Linked DNA regions of Homo sapiens: region 1 is linked to region 2. The links are chromatin loops, found by intact Hi-C in ENCODE. Cell type or tissue: GM12878. All regions are shown on one strand. Each heading gives the region's core, and the rest is flanking DNA. Links, peaks and the distances in the headings are about the cores only.

The links. Peaks named below come from ENCODE experiments on the same cell type or tissue, not always from the same donor. Only the 100,000 strongest peaks of a DNase experiment are listed, where the experiment ranks them.
Region 1: it touches region 2 in a loop (3-fold over the local background); 2 of 110 quality-filtered maps call a loop at or near these places.

Annotation. Positions count from the first base shown.
Region 1 is chr5:107,361,682-107,369,862 of GRCh38, reverse strand. No RefSeq gene overlaps it. Among named protein-coding and RNA genes, the nearest start is that of EFNA5, 310 kb to the left of the region's middle. In GM12878, for the core only: no CTCF peak of the experiment used is centred there; DNase peaks (open chromatin) are centred at 4,052, 4,740 and 5,167; H3K4me3 peaks cover 497 bases; H3K27ac peaks cover 1,333 bases.
Region 2 is chr5:107,284,988-107,293,168 of GRCh38, reverse strand. No RefSeq gene overlaps it. Among named protein-coding and RNA genes, the nearest start is that of LINC01950, 280 kb to the right of the region's middle. RefSeq lists an enhancer at 6,772-7,971. In GM12878, for the core only: no CTCF peak of the experiment used is centred there; a DNase peak (open chromatin) is centred at 3,638; H3K27ac peaks cover 483 bases; H3K27me3 peaks cover 175 bases.

The DNA of each region.
Region 1 (8,181 bases), core at 1,648-6,647, 77 kb before region 2:
GCCATGTAATATGCCAAGTCATCACACTGATAACTGATTGGACAGGGAGTGGGCACCTGACCCAGAAGCAGCCAATCCTCAGGCTAGTCAATGTCCTATATATATTCTGGCAAGGAAAGAAATATTTCTGCCATTACTTGTTATATAATAATTACCCAGAACAATTAGTATATCCTGCTTGAAAGGTAATAGAAATAGAATAAATCAGAAGAAAGGGAGATAAACAAAAGAGAGCAGATATGCAGAATGTACCTAGTGTCATTTCTTCTAGCAAAGCCCTAACTTTGATTGTGCAGTTCCATAGAGCTGCTTCCTTAAGCCCAGAACAACCTCCTAGTTCTGGTCACTGTAATGCCTGGTCATTATTTGACTTCTATTTTGAGAGTTTCATAATATTCTGACTCCATTATTAGCATAGGCGTCCTTAAAATAAGCCCTCATTATTTGAGGCATCCTGTGTGAATCACAGTTCTTTGCAAGCAAAATAGTCTATTAAACAAATATAGGATAAGAGGGCTGGGAAGAAAGTGTGATGAAAGCACAGAGGGAGTAATTAATGCTACTAGAATTTCAGAATCTGATTTTGAATTTCAATGTATTACCGTACTGAAGACTTTTGCCATATTTCAAAGGTCACATCTAAATTGACAAAATAATTATATAAAATGGTTCCCTTGATTTTCTTGAAGATTCAGACTTTTTTTAATTTGATGAGATCGGGTACAAAATAAAATAAATGTCCCCACTGATACCTCATTTCAGTTGGCACAGGGAGGAGTTACAAAAAAGTAAGATTCCGATTAGAGAATCAATGAGAAGGGCTAACAAATGGTAAGATGAATGCCAAACACTGCCACAAATGAGCTCAAGGATCAATAGTGGAAAAATAAAAAAAAGGACCTTTCTAAGTCCTAAGTCCACAGGAGCAGACCAAGGAAAACTTTCCTTAATTAGTCCTCTGCTTGGGAACCTAGCGCGCTTCCCCATTAACATGTGACATTTCCTAACGAAGTGATGTACACATCAGCCAGTCTAATGCTTGGATTGGTGGTAACTTGTTTCTACTTGGCATAAACCCTCAGGGAAATCAGAACTTGCTGAGTAGTCTTGAATGTTACCAGTATTTTCCAGCACCTGTTAGCCGTTACGCAGGGAAGGCAACTCATTATCAAGCATAAATGCTGTCAGTAATGGCGGGGAGGAGTCCTAAACGAGTGCAGGCCAGGGGCAACAACTCCTATTGGTATAAATATTTTCTTCCACAAGTTCATATCGTTTAAAAATTCCTTTTCAATATGGATAATCTTTAAGGCAGGAAAAAAATGTTTCAATGCAATAATTTGTGGTGCAAAACAAAAGATGTCTCGGTGGTTTAAATCTGTGCACCCTGGATGGGAGGGGGTGGCAGTGGGAAGGCACATTATTCCAATTCCACTTGGTTGCCGCAGAAGTTTGCTGGGTTCTCTTTCACTCCGAGAAAAAGCTCTCAGCACTGATGGGAGAGTGCACAGTTTAGATAAACTGGATTAGAAGAAGAGAAAGAGATGGATATAATTCTTTCTTAGACACGAAAAACGGCATGGCTGCCTGCTATAATAAGTCCAAGAAAAGGGCCATGCTTATCTCAACTCCAACCTGATGCCAGTAATTATACAGAACATAAGAAGTGAGGACCCTGTTAACCAAAGCAGGGGGTTTATCTGGCCTTTGTAGGCTCCTGGATAAATCCATTAGCATTGCAGCCTCAGGACTCCCCCTCTTGTAGCACAGTGTTTACCCTTATCTTCTGCTTGACACAAAAGCACAATCAAGACAAAGCCAAGGAATGTGTGGCTCTTCTTTGCCACTAAATGCCTTCCCTGTTTTTCTCTTTTAATTATTATTTATATTTTGCATTTGTTTTCAGGTTAAAGTAAAATAAAGTGGAAAGGCTATCCTGCATTTCCTGGGCTCTGGTCTCATTAGCCAGATTTCCTTAAAACTCTGGTACTTCAGAGAAGTTTTGCCAAGTGGCTAAATGAAATGCACACAATTGCAAAGTGTTATGAATATTTATGATGGTTTAATGATGGGATTTTTTGCATCCATGAATAATAAAGATTTTAACAAGAACAGATAATGAGATGGGGACAAAACAGTGAAGTGGGTAATACAAGGACTGCTCTCGGAGGGCGCCCACTGAGAACAGCAGGAGCTGACCACCTCCCCGTCCTCTCCACCACAACTAAGTGCAAAAGGGGGCACAGGGTGTAGGCTCTTTTCTTCCACTCTCTTAATCTATATCATCAGCTAAAATAGGCGTTTATCCACACTTTGTGCCTAAGCTCATGGCCTCCCCTGGAGGTGCAGGAAGCTCAGAGTGATAGACAACACCATTGTAAAGTGACCTTCCACTTCTAACAGCAGTATTTATTTCAGCCTTGGATCTCCAGCAGAAGTAGCTGCTTTGCCTTTTCTGAGCCAACTACTAATTAAAAAACACTTGGTGGAGGAAAAAGTTGCTGGGTCCTCTCTCTGGAAGCTGATGACTATCTCCCAGGCCACCAACTTCAACTTGGGGAGGGCCTTCAACAGAATTTTCTAAAAGGCAAATGTTAAAGTTGCCATCCCCACCAATATTTTATGTATTGAAGACAAGTAATTCCCAGTGTGACTCTGCCGGTCTCTGGCATTTCAGGATGCTCTGTGTGTCCCAGGGCTTGGTCCCCAGCAGCCTGCCCTGGGAGCATTATGCCTCCTTACACACAAAACCTGGCAGTGACTCCAAAGAGAGCCATTGACATAAAGGGGGTTAAGTGGAGGAGTTCTGGGTTAGCTGCCGCCTTTGGCTTGGGTGGTTTACTCATCAAGTGAGGCGAACATTCCCTGACCTCCCAAGATCATTCATTCATTTATTCAGTAAATATTTATGAAGCACCTACTATGTGCCACAAGTGTTCTAAACATTTGTGATACGTACATGAACAAAACAGACAATGGTCTATTCTCAAGAATCTTACACACTGGTAGGTTTCCTGCACAGCAGGTTTTAATGAAATTGGCAGGCAGGGATATCGGACTGTGTGAGAATATTGGTGAGGAATCTAGCGATGGAGAGTAAGTAAAGGGATCATAAGGGCCTTCTGATGCTGGGCATGCTTTCTCTGCACCGAATTTACTCTAAATGAGTTTCCAGATAAGAAGTGTTTTCCCATGAATTTGCATCAATAGATTTAAGACAGAATATATTTAATAAAACGAATAAGTAAGTGGTGGATCATTGGTAAAGTGACCCAGGCAATAAGGACATAGAACTTCCACATTTATCTCGGTAACAGGCTTGCTTTATGTGGTAGATATAAAAAGTCCAGAAAAGTTGCATGGAAATCAAAGGATATTTTTAAAGTCCTTAAAGAATGTGTGAGTGCGTTTGTCTTATATAGAATTACACGGTGAATTCTTTTGTTAAATAATGACGATGTCTTGTTTTATTTCCACTGGGAATTTGAGTTTCCATATACTGCTTTTTATACACAGACATAAATGTCCACTCTTCATTAACTATCCTTGGATTGAAAATCGTTAATAAGCCATAACATTGCCTAATATTTGGTTGACACCTTGTGTTGGGGTGTGCGCATCCATGCTCTTAAATCTACTGATGCAAATTCATGGGAAAACAATTCTCATCTGCAAACTCGTTTAGAGTAAATTAGGTGCAGAGAAAGAATGTCCAATATAAGAAGGCCCTTATGATTCCTTTACTTGCTCTCCATCCCTAGATTCCTCACCAATATTCTCACACAGTGTGACATTCCTGCCTGCCAATTTTATTAAAGCCTGCTGTGCGGGAATTTCCTTTCTCTGCTTTACTAGCTACCAAGACAACCCCGTCAACGTGATTTTTCACACATTTTCTCTTCCTGTGTTCCGCATCTCAGTGAAATTTCATCTCCCTGACTCACTGTTAAGTGTTTCTCATCTGAAATCACACTCACTCGTAATCTCACATAAAGTGCAAAAAGAGGAAGTTACAAAAGGAGAAAGACAGACCAAAGTCCTTCTCCTTCCAATGATTCAGACATTAAGCAAAAGCTACGTGGGAATTGTCCAGTCAACCAAGACTAGCAACTGAGCACCAACATCCACAGAACAGAAGATTAGGCTTGGTGTACCACACTCCGCATGCCACAGTACTTGTCCCTTAAGGGAGCACATACATCTGTCTAGGTATTCAAATCTGAGGAACCGATAATAGGTGTTTCATAGACCAAAAGAGTCATTGCAAACTGGATTCCCACAGGATAGACCCTGCAGTGCCTCCTCAGGCAATTAGAAGCAGAGCTAGAGGAGGGACAGCCAGAAGGAACGGAGGCAGAAGACAGGAATGAAGAGGAAGAAAACTCATAGAACAGAGGCTGAGAAGTGGCTTTGGAAGGAAGTTCCCTGCCCGTGCCACCTTACTGTCAGAAAAACCTCAAAAAAGTCTCTTAGAGGAAATAAGCAGCCTCCTATTGTTTATCACAAAAAGCAAAAAGCTTTAATACCACCCAAAGCTGAGGTCATGTAGGTACATTCTAATTCCAATATTCCCAGCACCTCCAACAATATGTTTATGCACATGTCCAGTAATAGCCACATCATCACAATGTTAGGACTAGGAGCTGGAACCTGAGTCTGACTTGCTTCTGACCAGTGTGTCATGGTTACACTTGGTCAGTTGGAAGTCCTTGCATTGCATCAAGAGCTATGTGTAGCGCTTAGCTATACATGAGTTCTACTATCGAGGACTTGGTATCTAAACTATAGATCAAACACCTATGATGGAGACTGGAGGAAACTGATCAAAATAGGCTGTTTGTGTGGTTATGTGTAGTCAGAAGTCAGGTGGAAGGAAGACTTCCTGGTTTCTTGTTCCTTTTATCTTAATTCACAAAGGAAGCATGGGAAGGGATGCATGGGATGAGAGGGGAAAAAAATACAGGAATTGAAACCCTAAGGCAATCATGACATGTAGAGACACATCAGTGGTCATCTTTGTTGATTATTTCCATCATCAGGCATGCAATTACTTTCTAATGGTGACCATCATAGCATAGAAAGTATTAAGGTCCTGGGAAAAACAAATGTGAACCAAAAACCTATGTAGAAAATACACACACATTTTAAAGGGGAAGTTAATCAATTAACCAAGACAGCACTAAGTAGTACTACAATGGCTAACTGGTTTCAACCTAACTGAGCTGGTGGTTCCTTTGCTCCCAGGCATATTCTTTGAGCTCTTAAGAGATGGGCCAAGGCTTACCAAAAAAAAAAAAAAAAAAAAAAAAAAAAGAAAAAAAAAGAAAAAAAGGCACCTGATGGAATCAGCAGAAATCATATAACACAGGCTCAGAGTGACAAACAGATTGTCCAAATCCCCTGTGGAAGTGTCTGAGTTGTATCTGAACTTGCTGTCTTCTTAAAAATTACATGAAGTGCTGGTTTCTGTTAGCTTCTTGGTATGGTTTGAGAGAGCACTGGCTTTGGAATCAGAGAAACATTGAGTTTAAATCCTGTCTAGGCCATCTATTTACATAAAAATTCCTCCACCTCTTCATCCATAAAGGACTGGTAAGAACGTTTGCCTTAGATGCTCTCATTAGAAGGATTATATGAGATAGACCATATCAAGTAACAAGCACAGTGATTGGCTCAGGGTAAATGCCCAATAATAATTGTCACCAACAAGAACATTTGAAACAATACCTAGGAAATATTTGAACATAGGAAGTCCTTTGGCCTACTTTGCTTTTGGTGCTTGTCTTTTCCTGTTTTCTGTTTCTTATCTTTATTTTTTCTTAACTTGAGATACAAATGTGTAGCTTTCTCAAGTTCTCAAGACTCTATCCTAGTCTCTAATGCTTGTCATACTTCCTAAAATGGAGGAAATGATGAAATGATGAAAATGTTTTTGTCTAACAAATAAGGAAGGCTCAACAGATGGTATACTTGAGATGACCTCTTCATAAAAAGAAATCCATCCGACGTATCCCCCAAACGAGAGTACTGCTTTAGAACAGTCCTCTGGGAGGCCATACACATATTCTCAATGTTGTTACCTTTGTTTACAACTTTTTAAAAACATTCCCCTTTTGTAACTGCTTTCAGAATCTTTTCAATGTCCAATGATGATAAATTTTTGTGCTGTGAAGGTGCATTTAATTTTGAGAAGTAGCCAAAAGTCCATGAAAGCAAAACTGATCAGTATAAAGTGTGAGCTATTTGGGTAGCACTGTTTTTATGCAAAAATGAGATGTAATTTGTAAAAGATCAATACGATTTCCTTGCATGGGTTTTAAACGTTTCAGAGGGGAAGTCCAGTGATATTTGAAATAAATTCAGTATTTCTAGAATCGATACTGGTTTCTAAAATTACTCCTTTGAAGGACATCTATTTTGACTGTTTAAATCCCTTTGTGTCTGGTTAAAATGTACACACACAGAGTCAGCATTCATCACTTTATGTCACTCCTAATAGAACCAGAGATGGTGACATTTCTCACATCTGTAATACACCAAGTAATAAAAAATGTGTGAAAAATTTAGCAATTAGAAATGCTTGCTATGGAGTGGATCAAACTTCTTATTTTCATCAGCTCGAGATGTGCATTTTATATGTTGTGTGACAAAGTAATTATGGCCTTATGGAAACCTCTTGGTCATAAAGCTGGTTAACAATACTTGCAAGGCGTGTGAAGGTAGACGGTGTTGAATACAGCAAACTTCTGTTCTGGGTATCCTATTAACAGAACCCTCTGTTAAACTAAATTTTTTGGTAGTGCAATGAAAACCTCCTACAATTACATTGACCACAAGGTTGTACAAGATAGTAAAATACTTTATGAACGAACAAAAGAAAAAAAAAGTGCCTTTTTTTTTTTTTTTTTTTTGAGATGGAGTCTTGCTCTGTCATCCAGACTGAAGTACAGTGGTGCCATCTCAGGTCACTGCAACCACTGCCTCCCAAGTTCAAGCAATTCCCCTGTCTCAGCCTCCCATGTAGCTGTGATTACAGGCACTCACCACCACACCCAGCTAATTTTTGTATTTTTAGTAAGCCAATTTCTCCATATGCCAGGCTGGTCTCAAACTGCTGACCTGAAGTGATCTGCTCGCTTCTGCCTTTCAAAGGGTTGGGATTACAGGCGTGAGCCACCACACCTGGCCAAAATGATGTTCTTTACAGTTGTGGTGTTGAATATATTTTATTATAATTATATTCTTTCAAAATTGCTAATTCATGTTGAAGATTCATGCACAGTATGTCCAGCAAATTACTATCATGGCACATGTTTGGTGAACCATCCCATCCCACCAGGCAACAATAAAGGACCAAGAACATTGTCTCAAAGTCTCCAGTTGGCATATAGTTCTCCCCTTCTCTCCCATCACTTAACCAATTTCTGAGCCACTATGATGTGGTAGGTGTGTTCCTTATGTGAAACATATAAGATGTCGCACGTCTTTGTAACAACACTTTAAAGGTGAAGAAACTGAGCTGCAGAAAGTGTGGATCCTTCGCCTAAAGCCTCCTGCCACCTAAGCAATAGGGCAAGGACTTGAAGTCAGCTGGGTGTGGATACAAATCCAGACTTTACCAAAAGGCCCTGGTAACTCAAACTGGGTTGAGCAACAGTCGTGAGCTGAACTCTGGAAAGGTTACAGAACAAGAGGAAGAAGTTTCAGTATTATGTAACCAATTGGCAAGTTTCGTGATTGTTAGTGATGCATTTTGTGGACTCAAAATCCCCTCCCCCTCGCTCTTACAGGTTGCATTAGCCATGTGCTTTCAGGCAGCCTTAACTCTGGCTTTCTTCAGAGTTGACATCATTAACCCACTCTATTAGGGTAAGCAGGGAAAGGCAAAATAACAAACTTAAAAAGATATTACCTCAATTGTTTATCCCCAAATGCTATATAATTCATGCTAACACACTCAAATATTACAATGTTTTTCTTGACAACTTCCTTTAAACAATGAGAAGAATTCCTTCTGTGTTTTTCACTTATGTGAACTATAATGTTCTTCTGTGGGTGAGTTTGTCTACAAGCAAAGAATTTGAGATGGTTTGGAAAAGTACTTGTTTTCTTCATTTACTTTCACATGTGAAAAACTCAACTGACAATTTAAGTGGGGATTTTTTAAAACTCTGAAAATTG
Region 2 (8,181 bases), core at 1,509-6,508:
AAACCACTCTTGTTCTTTTTTCTTTTAAAAATTTTTTAAGGCCTGGCGCGGTGGCTCTCGCCTGTAATCCCAGCACTTTGGGAGGCCGAGGCGGGTGGATCGCAAGGTCAGGAGATTGAGACCATCCTGGCTAACACGGTGACACCCCATCTCTACTAAAAATACAAAATATTAGCCAGGTGTGGTGGCTGGCGCCTGTAGTCCCAGCTACTCGGGAGGCTGAGGCAGGAGAATCGCTTGAACCAGGGAGGCGTAGGTTGCAGTGAGCCGAGATTGCACCACTGCACTCTAGCCTGGGCGACAGAGCGAGACTCCGTCTCAAAAAAACACACAATTTAAATTTTTCACTTTTTAGGACAATTTCAACTTTTAGATACAGAGGGCACATGTGCAGGTTTGTTACATGGCTATATTGTGTGATGCTGAGGTTTGGGGTATGGATCCCACCACCTAGATAGTGAGCATAGTACCCAACAGGTAATTTTGGTGGTTTTTAAACCCACACCCTGCCCTCACTGACCTGTCTAGTAGTCCACAGGGTCTATTGTTCTCATCTTTATGTCTATAAGTACCCAATGTTTAGCTCCCACTTATAAGTGAGAACATGTGGTACTTGGTTTTCTGTTTTTGCATTAATTTGCTTAGGATTATAGCCTCCAGTTGCGTCCATGTTGCTGCAAAAGATACGATCTTGTTCTTTTTCATGGCTGAGTAGTATTCTATGGTGTGTATGTACCACATTTTTATTATCCAATCCATCACAACCATGCTAGTTCTGAATCTTTTACCCTGCTTGGTGAAAACCATAATGAATAAAGCATGCAAAATTTATTTGTGCAAAAGAATAAATAATGGCTTACTGCAGTAGTATCTGCTGGTAAGTTCATTTTTTTAATTCAAAATCTTAATAAGGATCTTCTTTTTGATATTGAACTATTCTGGGATTATGGGAAATGGAAGTATATTTAAAATTTAACAAATTGACAAGAGACACAGTGACCCTTTAGATAACTGGAGTTAAATAATGACAGAAGAAGTGTTCCAAAGCGGTAGATAATTAAATGTCAAACAAGAGTGGCAGCCAGTGAATGCTGTGGGCCTGGCCTGGCATGTTGGAGGTATTCAAGAAATACTTTTGAATGAGTTCACAGGAGGCTTGGAGTGGCAGCAAAGTCTTGGAGGCCGTTGTTAATGGAGTGGACTCTTGGGAGTCAGTTCGGGTTTAGGGATTGATGTGGAGAAAGGATAAGAAAAGGCATTCAAATTGGAAGACCATGGGGAGAGTTGCGAGGAGGGATGATCACCGTGTGTTCACAAAAAATGAGTAAATCTGTGACTGAAGTGGGGGACTGGCAACTCTTTAATAAAATCACTGCAATGTATAGCTCAAGCTTGTCCAACCTGCAGCCCATGGGCTGCATGCGGCCCAGGATGGCTTTGAATGCAGCCCAACACAAATTTGTAAACTTTCTTAAAACATTCTGAGATTTTCTATTTGTAAACTGTCTAAATACATTATGAGTTGTTTTTTGCAATTTATTTTTATCTTTTTAGCTCATCAGCTATCGTTAGTATTAGTGTATTTTATGTGTGGCCCAAGACAATTCTTCCTCTTGCAATGTGGCTCAGGGAAGCCAAAAGATTGGATACCCCAGGTACTGTAGACTGTTCATGGAATTGTATAGTTTCTAAGTACTTTGTAAGTTTCCATTAGTTGCGTAAGGCTAAAAGCCTACAAGGTGGGCTGAAAGGGTTGTCTCTTGGGAAGCTGAAGCTATGTGGCACCACTTTGAAGGGAGACGCAATTTGGGGACTCCTTTTCAGAGAAGCGATAGCTAATGTTATGCAACTGTCGGTAACTAAACTGGATCGGAAGGCTTAAACTATTAATACTTTCCTCTTCTGAACTAGATTTTTAAGCAACTGTAAATGCAAGCAGGTAGGCTGAGGAAGTCAGGTGATGATGCAAGAACTTTAAGGAGTGCTTACCTGTGCTGTGACTGAGATCATACCATAGACAACCTCCTACAATTTTTTTTTTAAGGATAGGAAGCCCCTCCTCACTGCCCCCCGCCCCCCCGTGTGAATGAAAGCATATTGAGGAAATACTTAATAATTAGAATCAGGAACCTGATGAAGAATGGCTTGTCAGTGACTCACTCAGTATACTGGGGCTGAGTTGACTTTTACCAACTCAAGTTTTACAATCTCATTAATGATTGTTAATAACACAGACAAAGAAAAATACTGCCTTGTTTTCTTTCATCATTATGTGTGAATGTAGCTGCCATTTAATGAGTGCCTGTTACATTCTAAGCTTTGCATATGTGCTTTCAGATATTATCTCCAATTCTCCACATCTCCAAAGTGGTTGCTACAATTCTTTTATAGTAGGAAAAGCAGGAAAACTGAGCCACAGAGTGGGTTAGCAACTTTTTCATGCTTACCCAGTCAGGATTCAAAGCCTGGTGTGAGCCCAAAGCCTGCACTCTTTCCACTGTGCCACACTGAGGAGTCTTCTCTGTGTAAAAATTAATTTAAAAATGTGTTATCACTCTTCTAAAATCTGAAAGTAATATTACCCGGACTACTCTGAGAGTGTATGTATATATATTTAATTACCCTTATATAAGCCTGGAGGCATTTTCACACAACCGCCTCAATGCACTTTGTATATTCTAAAGTTTTTCTATAGGCAGAGATTTAGTGACAAACTAAAGTTAGAGCCATGTGCAGAGAATCCCTTGCCCTTTTCCTTGCTGACTCGGCTTCCTGCAGCCTATTGAACAGAGGCTGCCAGAACCCATGTGTGTGTGTGGAGATATCAGTCCTGAAAGCAGAAATTGGCAATGCTCGGAGGACGAAAATGGCTGCAGATGTTGAGGGCGGGGGAGTTCAAAAGCAGCTCTGTTTTGTGGAATCCCACACTTGAGACCTTTTTTTGCGGGGGGGTGATTGGGAAACTAATAGCCCTCCACATTTGAGTTAAAACATTATGCTGCTTTCAGAGGAAATATAAAAGAGCCCTTGCCTTCCCTGCTTAGGCTGAGGCGGCCCTCCCCTTTGCGGCTCATCAACCTTGTGCTTCAGCCTTGGGCCTGGATTCACACCTCCTCCTTGTGACTGGCACTGGTTGAAAGGGAGGATCATGGCCAAGATGTGATCTGGCTGAACAGAAGGGTGTGGTTCCAGCATGGAGCCCCACTCTCATGTCTAACCCCCATCACTTCATCAGACCATTTCTTTGGCTTCCAATACTTCCATTATTATTTTTTTTGAACTTGGCATTTTTAGACTCAATAGTATACATATTGCTTAATAAGTACAATTCCTCAAATATTAAAACATCAATAGATTGCCTATTTTCTGCCTTTACCCCCACCCCCAACCCTCCAACCCCCAGGAGGAATTTATAATCCAAAATCAGTTGAACAAAACTTGATCCTGTTGTACTTTCCAGAACACTCACTTGTTCCACTGAATTCTTTTCTCTTAATTAGGTTCTGGCGAGGTATATGTGCTGTCTTTGTGGAGTCTCATCTCCTGTGCTGTATGTGTGTACATCTCAGATCAGTCAACCAGATCAATCTCTCAACTGTGTGTCAATACCTTAACCACACCACCCACTCATCAACTTTTCGTTTGAGTTTCAGTCTTTCATTTCTCAATTTCTCACTTATGTTCAACTGCTCATATGACCCAATGAATAATTCCTTTTGTCTCTCCTCTCAATTATCTTTTGTCCCAGCAATAGAGTTAGAACCTGTGACTTGGCCCATGAACAAGCTTTCGGGCCATGTGGTAGAACTGGATGAGAACTATGGGATTAAAAGTCTGGAGACAAGACTATTTTTTCTGGTTCAGCAACCTGGGGTTTTGAGTAAGTCTGTTTGCCTTTCTGAGCCTCAGTTCCCTCTTTTGAAACAGAGCTGATGATTGATCTGTAATATTCATTATTCATTGAAGAAGTAGCTAATGAGTGCCTACTTTTTGTGGCTCTGAGCTAGATGTTGTGCAAAGGTGAGAATATAGACACGGTCTCTGCCTGGAGCTTATATATGGGAGTGTCAACTGTCATTGAAGAATTCCACAAGTAACACACTTATCAACCATTATAAGTGCTATGAAAGAGAAGCACAGGGGGCCACAGGAACAGACAACAGATATACTAACCTAGTGGGAACAGGGGAGAGGGATATGTCAGCATGTCGGGACAGGGATATGGGTTTGGATGAGGGATAGTGCAAGAATTAATTAAGCAAAGGGGAGGGGAGAGAGAAGCATTCAGGGCAGAGGAAATAGCCAATGTAAATGCCTCAAACAAGTATATGGAAAGAAATGAATGAAGACCACCAAGGTTGAGAGAGACTACAGTGGGAAAGGGAGGCTTAAGATGAGGCTACAGATGTAGAGAGAGGCCAAATTAGGTGAAACCTTTAACCTTAAATTGTATTCTAAGTACAATGAAAGGATTTGAAAACAGTGGAGTGGCATGAGGTTTGCTTTTTAAAAGTCACTCTGCCTCTGATTAGAGAATTGGTAAGAGGAGGTAGAAATAAATGTGGGGCATTTTTAGTATTCTAGGCAAGAGAAGAGAAAAAGAGAAGAGAAGAGAAGAGAAGAGTATAGCATAGAAGAGGGTGGTAGAAGAGGATGGAGAGAAACAGATGGTCCTTCCATGTTTGTCTCTGATGCTTTTTCTTGTGAACCAACCCTATCAGCCACACAGGAAGGGATCTTGACTCTTCCTGCACTAGGTTTTTGTTTCAGCTTCACATTTGGCACATTGTTTACTTCGTCTTGCTTATTCAATATTTTATCTCCTCCACTGGATTTGAAACCTCTTATAGCAGCTACAATGCCTTGCCTACCTTTTTATTTTCTAAAAAACCTGGCTTTACATATAATGGGTGCATAGTCAGTGTTCTGGTTGGGTCTATGCTTTTCTTTATGGGCAACTTTATTGGTCGATGTGATACCCCCATCCAGAGGCAGAGCTGAGGGATTTGCTGGCAGGCCTGAGAGGTCTTTAGCCTAAACGTTAGGTTATATTAGGTGGAATTTGCTCTGCTATCCCCGAGGAAACAAAGGAAGGAGAAGGGTTGTGGTGGGAGGAAGGGGAAGAAAGATAATTTCTCCTTTGAAGGTCTTAGTTCGGAGTCACAGTCTTCCCTGCTTCGTATTCTCCTGCTGCAGCACTGCCGACAGAATTCTCACACACACACAGTTGCCTAGTTATTTCAAGTGTGATAGTAGGAGAAACTTCTGGAGTGTCAGGATCATCGACTGAGGCAGATGAAGCCTCACCTGGTGCTGACTGTAGGTTTCGTTGCTCTGAGGTGGTCACTGCTTACTCTTCTGAGCCCTTCCTAACCTTTCAGCAATCTGTTCACGTGGTTCCTATTCTCTCCTCAGAGGCTGAGGTACTTTCTTCAGCTACTTTGTAGCCATTGGCAGAGCACGGTCCTTTCCTGTTTGGATCCCAGATCGACCCCTTTTTGGTGTCTGGTTGAAACTCTTGTCTGAGCTGCCAATTTCTTCAGAAATTAGGAGTTTTGTTCCGGGTTCTCTTTCCATAAATTCTATTTCCTCTAGGTTTCTTTCCTTTTGTGCTCCAAGAGACTTTTAATAGTCATTCTTCAAATTTGGGGACTTCGGAACAGTTCATGACAGGTATTTTCTTTCCCTCATCTGCTTTGTTAAAGAAAAAATAATAGGAGAAGAAACTTTAGCTTTCCTCAGTGCCGTTCCTTTTTCCTCAGAGCCTACTTTGAACTCCTTCTACTACAGTCCCTTTATAGGGCTTGTAATAGACGATAATGTGCTAAAAGCAATCTCTGTTAGACTCTGGGAAGTCTCATTGTCTTCAGTTAGACTCTTTAAGATTCTTAAAACCCCCCAGGCACATTTAAACTTAAAAAGCTAGACCTTGGTCTGGGATCACCCTTCATTCATACTTATTTTCTGGTGAGAGTGGTATTTTTCTCTGGCTGATATTTTTCAATCTAGAATTACAAAATACTTGTGGCTGAAGGTCACTTTAGAGACCATCTCAATTCTTATCCATATTCTTATTCTGTTGTTAAGAAACCTAAAGGCCTGGTGAATCAAGTAGTTTGTCCTAAGTCATTTAGTTATTTAGTATTAATGACTAGAATCTTTGTCTTCAAAGGCCTAGCTTTCCATTCTTTGTAATTCTCTACTTTAATTTTCTACCGAAACTCATACAGCAGGACAAAGACATTGTGTTCTCACAGGGCATTGCATCATTCATTCCATCAATCATTTAACAAATATTTATTGAACGCCTATATAAGCAAGGAGCTGTGCTGGTGCATAACGAGTATGCATAAACAGCTTGATTTAAATACAAGCCAAATACAATTAATTTCTGTTAACCATTTATAATTGTAAATTCTTTTCCTAGGAACTGAAAAAATACAACCAAAATATTTTATGCTTCTATCATGTACAGACAGTTATTTTAGAAAGAACAGGGAGAATGCCATGTACTAATTATGCTGAGTTATGGATTTCTTGAGTTTTATAGAAATGTTTTGGTATGAAAAGAGATGGGGTAAGCAAGCTTAAGTTTTCGTAAAATAAACATTGGAAATTAAGACCATCTTCAGAATAGCTACGTGGTGGATAAAAAGTTTAGAAAATGTAATGTAGAGGCCGGGAGTGGTGGCTCACGCCTGTAATCCCAGTACTGTGGGAGCCTGAGGAGGGCAGATCTCTTGAGATCAGGAGTTTGAGACCACCCTGGCCAACATGGTGAAACCCTGTCTTTACTAAAAATACAAAAATTAGCCAGGCATGGTGGCAGGTGCCTGTAATCTCAGCTACTGGGGAGGCTGAGGCAGGAGAATCCCTTGAACCCAGCAGGCAGAGGTTGCAGTGAGCCTAGAAGGCACCACTGCACTCCAGCCTGGGCAACAGAGTGAGACTCTGTCTCAAAAAAAAAAAAAAAAAAGGATGTAATGTAGAATGAAATTGTTGTCTCTGAAAACTGTCATCAAGTTGTTTGTTTTACAGGTGGCTTATTATTACATCTTGAAAGGACTGGATATCTGAGCACTGTCTGACATTACTTTTGACTTCACTGGAGGTAACCTAGAAGGAGAGAGATGTCTCAGCAGTTTCTTTATCAATCGCCACCTTTGGATTTAGCCTTCTGTGGTCATTTTGAATAGCAAGCATCTGAGACAGCAAAGGTGGGCGCAACTGCCAAAACCACAACCCACGGTCAAAAGGATCGTCATCCATTTGGGGGTAAGAGGCATGATATGACGTTCAAAGAGTGCCATGTCAGGAGTCAGAGGGCCTGGTTCTGTGCCTAGTGCCAGCTTTTCTTCCCTCGTATGACCTCCTGGCAGGCCACCTAATCCTATGGATAATTTTTCCTCACCTTTAAAATAGTGATAAAAGCTCCTGCCTTACCTATGGCATGACATTATTTTGAGGATCAAATGGGATTGCTAATGCAAAGCTGCTTTCAGAACTCAAAGACCTCTGGGAATATAAGGCAGTTTTTGTTTTTAAAAAAACCTAGAAAATTGACCAGTAACAGAAGTATTTACCTTGCAGAAATTAGTGTTTCCTTCTTTGGTGGGTGTTGGGAGTCTGTGTGCATATTTTACTCTGTGGAAAGCACTTCTGTTCCCCTTGCTTTGAAACTGGCAGGAGATAGGCTCAGTGCTGGTGGGAAGTAGCTAGCCTCTCTTATCCCTTCAAAGAAGCAAGAACAGGACTGAATTTTATTAGAGAGGCTCACTGTGATGGACATGATGAGGCAGCAGCCACTGGATCACTCCCAGTGATCTCTCATTCCCGCAGAGTCATGGGAACACTTCACAGACAACCGATGTGAGGTTCTGAGTCATGTTTGCAATGTTTCCAGGTGATGGCTGATACCAAATGTTTCTTTTTCTTTTGTGCCAGGGCTGTAGGTTCTGTTGTGTCATGATAGAAAGGAGTAAAAGAAAAAATCCTTTTGCAATGCTTGATTGTAGAGAAGATTTTATTTTACATTCCATTATTTCGTGCAATAAGCTCTCATTGAGTGGGCACCATCAAAGGCATTAGTGATACAGGCCTAAGTGTTTGGGAAGACTGTGCCATGGAGTAATTACATCACATTGTGGTGGTAAAGCTCTGGGTTGAAGCAGTTAAAGCTGG